Regions from separate parts of the Homo sapiens genome. Here region 2 is linked to region 1. The links are chromatin contacts, found by Hi-C or POLR2A ChIA-PET in ENCODE. All regions are on one chromosome and are shown on one strand. The core of a region is the stretch at or near the end of the contact, and the rest is flanking DNA. Distances in the headings are between cores, read along the strand shown.

What was found. Hi-C counts contacts between places; a loop is a spot of excess contacts on that map. ChIA-PET counts read pairs that join two places held with the same protein, here RNA polymerase II (POLR2A).
Region 2: a map of chondrocyte shows a loop between it and region 1 (4-fold over the local background). The contact joins the enhancer-like site here to the promoter of DAB2 in region 1. A Hi-C loop is called at or near these places in 1 of 168 maps with a recorded cell type or tissue (chondrocyte). POLR2A ChIA-PET finds 5 or more read pairs at or near these places in 1 of 52 experiments (IMR-90).

What each region holds. Positions count from the first base shown.
Region 1 is chr5:39,422,028-39,426,756 of GRCh38, reverse strand. DAB2 (DAB adaptor protein 2) reads left to right here and starts at 1,777. Exons shown (of 15, transcript NM_001343.4): 1 at 1,777-1,953.
Region 2 is chr5:39,759,667-39,764,377 of GRCh38, reverse strand. No RefSeq gene overlaps it. Among named protein-coding and RNA genes, the nearest start is that of LINC02104, 240 kb to the right of the region's middle. Within about 2 kb of position 3,302, at least 5 of the 41 ENCODE cell types and tissues checked have a DNase peak (open chromatin) inside an H3K27ac peak, as active enhancers do.

The DNA.
Region 1 (4,729 bases), core at 528-3,027:
GTCTTTCAAAAAAAAAAAAAATAGAATTGAGTGAGCACTTCTTAGTCTAGAAAATATTACATATTGAGGTTAAAAGAGACACCCATGTCTTTCTAATTATCAAAGTCTCTATTTGCCTGAAGTCAGCAGCCCTTTTTCCAGCTACCTAGCCAATAGAAATGAAACTGGACTTCTAGATTTTAGAAACAAAGCCTTGTGTTCTAAAATGTACTAGAATTACATTTCTCTGCATAAATGTTATAAATAGAATACTATCCTAGGACTAAAATTTGTATACTTCCTGTCATTCACACAAAGTCATTTTTTAAAATAGCAAATTACCTCTGAGGAATATTGAAAACTGCCAGCATGGCCCTCCCTGCCTCCACACCCCTAGGTGTGTCAGGGGATGAGAAATAGTAGAGGCTGGGGAAGTAGAATTCTGGGCCAGCTGTGCTGCTCTGCACCCCTCAGTCTCCCCGAACAACGGTTGTTTCAAGCCTGACCTACTTGAGAGCAGACATTGCCACTCACATTGAGCTACCCCAAATTACACAGTGGCTTTGCAGTCGAGGCTAGGCACGGACCACAAAATATATCCTTGATGTCCCACGAGCCCTATTTGAACCCTCAGTTTCCAGAGGTAAAATGCAAATCCACTGTGTTGCTTACTCGATAAAATCAATAACCCCCTCCCATCCGAGATACAATTTAGCATTTTCACATTTACTACGTGCTGCCTCTGACTTTAAACAATTAAATTTTTTTCTTAAAAAAAGGGAAAAGAGACACGTCTTTCACAAGAGTAATTTCAGAATTCTCCAAAAAGCAACAGAGCTTCTGTGGATGTTTTACAATAATTCTTGATTTTAAAATATGGAGAAAATGAATTCTCAGCTTGTTAACACTCATTAGGATTTGCTGCGGAGTACCTTCTACCGCTCAGCACTCTACGTTAACATTTTTAAATATTTTATTTCTTGCAGTTCATGTTTTTCCTAGAGTTATAGGAAGTGCTATGGAAATTCATGCAGATAAAGTCATGTTATGTGTCTACATATAGGTGTATATACACTGTAAGGGAAGCCTGTATAGAATCTCTGATTGTATCAGAATTATAACTTATTTGATAGGCTACATAGACGTGAACATGTTTTGCTCATATCGATTTCAGAGAGAATATTATTTTTATATCCATATATATGATTATATTTCATAGGTAAATACAGTATGTTTCACATATGCACACATAGATTTCCCACTAACTTAAGCGCATTTGCATCTGCAATGAGGGAGACACTAATTTCTTCTAAGGGGAGCAAATCCAATCGCGCGATCAACTTTAGAAACTGCAGATCTGCGCAGGAACCGTTGTCCCTTGTCAGAAAAGTCAGGAGTAAAGGCAGTCCTTTGTTCAAAGGGCCCCAACGGGTTGGTTAGGATGACTCCGTGTGCCACATCACTCGCAGTGGCAATCCAGGGAACGGATCTGTGAAACGAAGCTCGGTGGATCCCACCCCTTTCCTCCAGAGCTTCCCTTTCCTGTCCTTATTTGCACCCGCCCCCCGCCCGCGTCGGTCTGGGGCTTTTGACTTCTCCCCGAACACATTTCCCCTCCCGTCGCTGGGTCCCTGCGATCGCCCCCAGCTGGTGGGGCTCGCGGAGCTCAGGGGAGCGGGGTCCTCTGCGCCGCTGCAGCGCGAGTTAATAAACAGTTAAGTTTGGAAGACTCTGCAGACACGTTGAGGGGGAGTTACCAAGCCCAGGCAGCAAAAACATCCTGGCACATTCCTGGGGAGTCCTCAGCTGCCAGCATCTGATTAGAACCATATCTCTCGCCGGGAGTGGCCGCGCGGCTCCGAAGCTCCCGGCCGGCGGCTATTTAAGCGAGGCCCGCCGCATCCGCTGCGCTGTAGCCTGGAGGCTCCGGGCGCGGGGAAGTCATGCTCGCTTCACGGAGGCAATAGCTAGCCGGTGAGTAGCTTCGAAACCCTTCTTCCCTCTGGCTCCATTTTTTTTTTAAAGATCTCCTTCTCTCCTTTGCTCCCCCTCTCTCACCCCCCCGCCCCCCGCTACCCTTCTTTGAGTACAGACCTTGGGCTGTGGGGAATCTTAGAAATGAGACCCTGTGCTTGGGGAAACCAGCAGTTTTGTGGCCTGACATCTGAGGAATGCTTCCGCGGAATGTATTTACCTTTCGAATCCGACTCCAGATGCCCAGCTTGTGACATTTAACAAACGCCTCCTTTTGTGTCGTGTGTGTGTGTGTGTGTGTGTGTGTGTGTGTGTGTGTGTGTGTGTGTGTGTAAAAGGTCTGCGGGCAGCCCTCCTAGGACACTGAGGTGGCTGCTGACCGCCTAATTAACTCCTCGAAGGGTGTTTATTTTTGCTGTGTGACAAAGGCTGGGGACCTGGCTTGTGCCCATAAGGAGCTTTTTCCTGGTGACTGACAACATATGGCATTAAAATGTGAACTTTTGTCTTACACCGGCATTCCTAAGGAAGTATCTACCCAAGGGACTTAAGAAACTTGTTTTATATCCCCCGGCGCAGGGAGCATGGTTTATATGGTGCTTGCCTGCCTGTTGTAAGCTGGTTAAAAAGATTAAGTAAGAATTCTAAAAAAGGGGGGAAAAATGAATGGGTTAAAACCGTGGAGCCTCAGTCAACATAGCGGTTTTCATAGCATAGAGCTGACTCTGTTATTTGTTTCTGCTGTCTTTCCCTCTTGACTTAATTCTGAGCCTGGAATTCTGGTCCGCAGACAGTTTCAGCAGGGAGCTGAGTCCAAAGGGAAATTCAACTGGATTAAAAACACTTAAGGAATCTGGGTGTTATCTCCACCCCAACCACCCCCCACCTTTTCCCCTTTCTTTTTAGTTTTTGTTTGGAAGGAAGAGAGCCGCTCTGTAAACCGAGAAGAGCAGAAACAAGCTTCCAGACACATGGAAAGACTTAAAAATTATGGAGGGGCGACTTCACGAATAGTAAATGTTGCTATTGCTCTATAAAGTGACTTCATGAAAAAATTTCTGGCCTTAGTCAGGCAAAGCAGGGGCATGGGGGAGAAGGAGGTAAGATATAACTAATGCAAACAGAAGTAATGGGAGTGGAAAGCAGGCATCTACAAAAAATGCCTTTGAGATGTCTGATAAGCCTCTTGGAATGGCTTTGATGAGATGTATACTTGATTGTCCTTACAGTCTTGAGGTTGGCTTCTCACACAAAAGCACCTACTGGCTGTTGGGGAGGAGGGAGCTTGCAGCTACCAAATGGCTTGTCACCATGCTTCTTACCCCAGCAGCCAGACTTTGGGAGGCTACTTTTCTCTGAGCCAGGTGCCCCGCCCACTCCAGGTTCTGTGTCTCCCCTCTTGGAAGGGAGATGGCCCTCAGTGACACTGTAAGAAAGTTTATTGCCTTGAGAATTCGGGAGTATTTGAGTACAATGGGAAAGTCTTCTAGAGAAAGCATGAAGAAGACCTAGTGGTCTTTGCCAATGTGGATTTCTGGGACAGACCACTTCTTCCAAATCCTTAGTCAGTTTCCTCCTAAGGCCAACTAAATTCTTTTTCCTGTTGTTGGTGAATAACTTCCCCCTTCTTTTCCCACTCCCAGCTGGAAGGATCCCTTCTCATCCAAATGACTGACCTAGAAACCAGTCATTTTTCAGCTATGCCCTCCTATGCTTTAATGTATAACCAGAATAAGTAGATGGTAGAGGAATGTCTTCCAACTTTGAGCCCATACACGTATGTATTTGCCATTCTGGGGATCTTTGATCTTGATGGTTGATCTTTACCTGAGGATGTAAGTGAGGGAAGAAAGCACTTGTTACAAACCTTGTCTAATTTGTGAAGGGCAAACTCCAGAGTTTGTGTTTCTGCTAAAGACTTTTATAGTTTCAGATTAAACTGGAAGTCCAAATTCCTGTGCATTAGGCCTGTTTGTTGTCTTTCTCCAAAGGTTGAATGGATTTCACTGGCCTTGTTTGGGTTGAAGGGTACGGCTTTTAAGGCACTTGTTGGCATGAAGGTAGTACAGGGACCTCTGGCAGCTGCTGACCAGCTGTTTGGGGATGATATTTACTGGCCTGCTCAACCAGGCCTCGATTATCTGAAGGTTAAGGGAGCAGGAAGATATCTTCCTTGCTGAGTGCTCCTGGCCAAGCAGGAGGCTTTGCTGTGACATAGGCTCTTATGCTGCTTCATTTCTAACTCTACCCTCATATGTCCATAAACCTAAGTTTGCTACCACTGATATTTCATCTGGATAATTTTGAAGGCTCTGCGTGTTTCTCTTCCTCATTCTTTTGACCTGAGGATTTAATTATTGCTCTTCTTAAAGACAAAGCCAAGATGCTGAAATGCTTGGGAAAGCTGCTGAGAGTGAGCCCTCCTGGGGTTTGAAGTTGTCCTAATGCTCATCAGAACATACCTCCCCAGCTGGAAAGATTCGAAAGCTTACTGGCCAGGAAGGTTTAGGTAACTAACCAAACACATAAGGTTTTTTACCCTTTAGACAGAACCAGAATGGGAACCAGATTGGCAATATGAAACACCTGAGTAACAGGATGTGGTATTTTAAAATTCTCCCTGGCACTGCTATGTAATTCCAAAGTTGAAGCTGTGCCGCTGAATTGCACAAAGGTTGGCCAAAATCATATTTAGGTGAAACAGATTTTTGTTTTGTTTTGTTTTGTTTTGTTTGAGACAGAGTCTCCCTCTGTTGCCCATGCTGGAGTACACTGG
Region 2 (4,711 bases), core at 2,053-4,552, 340 kb before region 1:
ATAATTATTGAATCAATTAAAATTTTGACAAATATTTAACAGTTCAGGGTTTCCTGAACTTCAAATTCAGTTTGTGTATCCCATGAGATTAAAAAAAAATGAACTTCAAAATTTTATTAAAATAGTACATAATGAATTTACAAGTAAAAAACAACCTTATTAAAAAGTGGACAAAGGACATGAACAGACAGTTTTCAAAAGAAGACAAACACCTGGACAACAAGCATATGGAACAATGCTCAACATCACTAATCATTAGAGGGATGCAAATCAAAACAATAATAAGATGCCATCTCACACCAGTCACACTTGCTATTGTTAAAAATTTTAAAAAAATAAAAACAGATACTTATGAGGTTGTGGATAAAAACAAATGTTTATACACTGCTAGTGGGAATGTTAATTAGTTCAGCCATTGTGGAAAGCAGTTTGGTAATTTCTCAAAGAACTGAGAATTACCATTGGACCCAGCAACCCATTACTGGGCATGTACCCAAAGGAATACAAGTCATTCTGCTAGAAAGACACATGTATGTTCACTGAAGCACTATTCACAATATCAAAGGCATATACTCAACCTAAATGTCCAGCAGTGATAGACTGGATAAAGAAAATGTAGTACATAAACAGCATGGAATACTACGCAACCATAAAAAAGAATTAGATCCTGTCTTTGCAACAACATGGATGGTGCTGGAGGCCATTATACTAAGCAAACTAACACAGGAGCAGAAAACCAAAAATCATGTGTTTTCACTTATAAGGGAGGGTAAACACTGAGTACACATGGTCACAAAGAAGGGAACAACAGACATTGGAGCCTACTTGAGAGTGAAGAGTGGGATGAGGGCGAGGATTGAAAATCTATTCATACCTATTAGGTACTATGCTGATTAGCTGAATGATGAAATAATCTGTGTACCAAACCCTGACAACATACAATTTATGTATGTAATGAACCTCCATATCTACCCCTGAACCTAAAATGAAAGTTAAAGAAAGACCACAATATTATAAAATCAATGCTATACAGCTGGAATATACATCCTACGTATTTTTGTCATCCTTCCTTTCTGCCTTCCTGTTAGTCTATCTCTTCCTATATACTAATTCTCAGAAAATACTTATAAAGATGTGCACAAATGCTAATACTAGTTATTTTATTGTAGTGGCATTTGAGGTCATTTTTCACATCTTTTTTTGTAATTTCTTGGAATTGTTTGAATTTTGTTTGAAGAACTTCTATTTTTAAAATAAAAATAATGAAACCATTCTTTACAAGGAAAACAAAGATACTATCTTACTATATGTCAGAAGACTTTCAGGACTGTGACCACATTTTAAAAGAAAATATTAAACTATGCAACAGATAGCATCCTTGCAATGAAAGAGTCGTTTTCTCGATTTTCTCAAAAAACAAAAGCTATCTGTGACTAAAAATAACACTTAATTGGACATTGTTTATGTTTCTGAGATGGTAAATTAAGCTCTTCTAACTAGTCTTTTCACTTACAAAATTGGGATTGTGGGTATGGAGATTTCCTAAACATTTGCTTTTGAGCAGAAACATGTACGCATGGATTTTAGAAAGAGCTGAGAGATCAACAAGCCTCATTTTAGAGATGGGCAAATTAAGGCTTAGAGAAGCTAACTGACGTTTAACAAAAGACTCATGACTGAGTTAACTGAATAGCCGAATGCTATGGTCTGAATGTTTGTATCCTGCCCAAATTTGTGTGATGAAATTATATCCCCCAAGGTGATGGTAGTGAGAGGTGGGGTGTTTGGGAGGTGATTGGATCATGTGGGTGGAGCCTCATCATCAACATTAGTGTCCTTATAAAAGAGGCCCCAGAGAGTTTCCTTGTCCTTCCACCCTGTGACGACAAGACTCCATCTAGGCCAGGCGCGGTACCCCACGCCTGTAATCCCAGTACTTTGGGAGGCTAAGGTAGATGGATCACCTGAGCTCAGGCATTAGAGACCATCCTGACCAATATGGTGAAATCTTGTCTCTACCAAAAATAGCTGGGTGTGGTGGTGCATGCCTGTAATCCTAGCTACTTGGAAAGGTGAGGCAGGAGAATTGCTTGCACCCGGGAGGCAGAGGTTGCAGTGAGCTGAGATTATACCACTGCACTCCAGCCTGGGCGACAGAGTGAGATTCTGTCTCCAAAAAATAAAAAGAATCCATCTAGATGGAACAGGCCCTCAGCAGAGGCAGAATCTTCTAGCATCTTGATTTTGGACTCCCCAGCTTCCAGAACTGAGAGAAATAAATGCCTGTTGTTTATAAGTCAGCTAGTTTATGGTGTTTTTGTTATAGCAGTAAATGGACTAAGACACCAAACTAAGACCTATCTTCTGAAGTTAGCCGAGTTCAGCCACACTGCTGCATTGCATATTTGATTTTGTTTTTCTTTTTAGACAGAGTCTTGCTTTGTTGCCCAGGCTGGAGTGCAGTGGCATGATCTTGGCTTACTGCAACCTCCGCTTCCTGGTTCAAGTGATTCTTCTGCCTCGGCCTCCCGAGTAGCTGGGATTACAGGCGTTCACTACCACACCCAGTTAATTTTTTTGTAGAGATGGGGTTTCACCATGTTGGCCAGGCTGGTCTCAAACTTCTGGCCTCGGGTGATTTGCCTCGGCCTCCCAAAGTGCTGGTATTACAGGCATGAGTCACTTGCACCCGGCCCATATTTGATTTTTTTAATATCATAAAGATGAATGATTCATATAAATTCATATAATTTATAGTAATCACAAAATACTATGTTATCTGTATATATTAAAATCATTGATCCTTTGTTCTTTTTTGTTACCTTTAATTAAACCAAGGCTTTTAAAGATCTTAAAACATAAGTTTATATAAAAGAAACTATCTATTCACTACAATGTCAACAGGATTAATATGGCCTTGCTGACATAGTGAGTCATTTCTTTTTTTGTTGTTTTTTGCTTATTTGTGTTTATAAATCTTGTGTTATTACATTCATTATTTTGGAACAGGAGTGGAAAGATTACAACTCGAAAAATCAGAACGTAGGAATTTTAATCCTCAGCTTCATTAAAGAGGTTTCTTTTTCCAGACGGGATAAATGAGAACATCCTTTCTTTACAAAAGCCATCAGAAATCTGAAAAATAATTTTAAAAAAATTTTGCAAATATTGGTCAGTGCACAAAGGATCCTGGGTCCAGCAGGAGAGGAAATGGATCATTGTGTTTGGGTACATGAACTCACGAGCCCAAGTCATGGCTCAAGGCCTCCCATGTAGCAGCTTGAGCTGCTGTCACCAATTCACTTTTTTCCAGTATGAGCAGGGGAATATTCATCTGTTTCTGTGGTGATGGAGGCTTTCACAACATCCTCTGGCCAAAGAAATGTAACCACAGCCATAATGATTTCAGACTCAAACTATTTCAACAGCAGCAACAGGGAAAACAAAACATCAGCCAATTCCCAAATAAACTCATGTGAATGCTTCATATTAGCTAATTATCAAGGGGGTTTTATGGGAAACCATATCAAGAATGCTGTGGAGCTTCTTAGGATGCTGTTTTTTCTTGCTTGCATCTGAAGAAGAAATGGAATGCCAGGGCAACAGAACTAATGTATCAGGGAAGGGGTGAAAATTTAAGGAATCTAAAGCGTCTCTCTCTTTGGTTTTGTTGAATCTCGTGATTCTTAAGTCATCTGACCTCTATACATCTGAGTTCTCTCCCACTTCCTTCTGTTTACCTCTATCCAGCCCCCCTCCCCACTCCAAACTGGAAAAAGGGATAAAATGCTAGATAAATATTTCTCGAATTGTTTTCTTCTGTGGCATTCATAGCAGATGACTTTTCCATGTGTAACACTTTCCCATGAGCATATCCATATTTCGACAAAAAAGAAAGTTCTGATGGGAAATAAAGCAAATAGTGCTACAGGCAAAGAAAGGCACAGATGAAATACACCAGTTATGTTGAATTCCCAGTGTGTTAGCTATAACTTCTGTACCCTTCTTTCCTACTAAAGAATATATAGAGGCATGCAAGTGACTAGGAAGAGTGTTATCATGAGTATAAATTTGATTCCACACTAAGTTATATGTCAATAAATTAAGGCTAATTTTTAAGATACAATGAGATTTTACAAACCAATAAGAAAAACCTTTTTTTTTTTTTTTTGGAGACAGTCTCGAAACTAATAGTTCTTGTAAAAGGAACAGAAAGACAAGATATTTTATAAAAATAGAACTATACATGTCTAAAAAAACATTTTAAAGTCCTCAAAATAACTTACCACTTAAGAAATCTAAACTACTGGAGGAACAATTTGTTAAAAACTTTTAATATCTAGTAATATACATAGTTGTCTAGGGCATGAATAAACAAAAACTCCCACATGAAAAATGTAACTGACTCAGCCTTTGGAAAGATTTTGACACTATATATCAAAATTTTTAATGTATGTTTCCTTTGATCTGACAATTCCCTTTTCTAAGATTTCATCACAAAACTACATTGACTGAATTGCTTGAATTACATCATATTTTTAGCAAGAGTGCAAATAGCTGTAGCCCAATGAAAGGAGAATCAAAACTCAGCTCAGCAAACCTAGATTTAAATTTCAGCTGCATCTTACTAGCATCAATTTAAACAGAATTTTTGGAGTATACATTAACTAGAGAATTTAATTATACCTAAATCTTTTTGAGATATATTTTA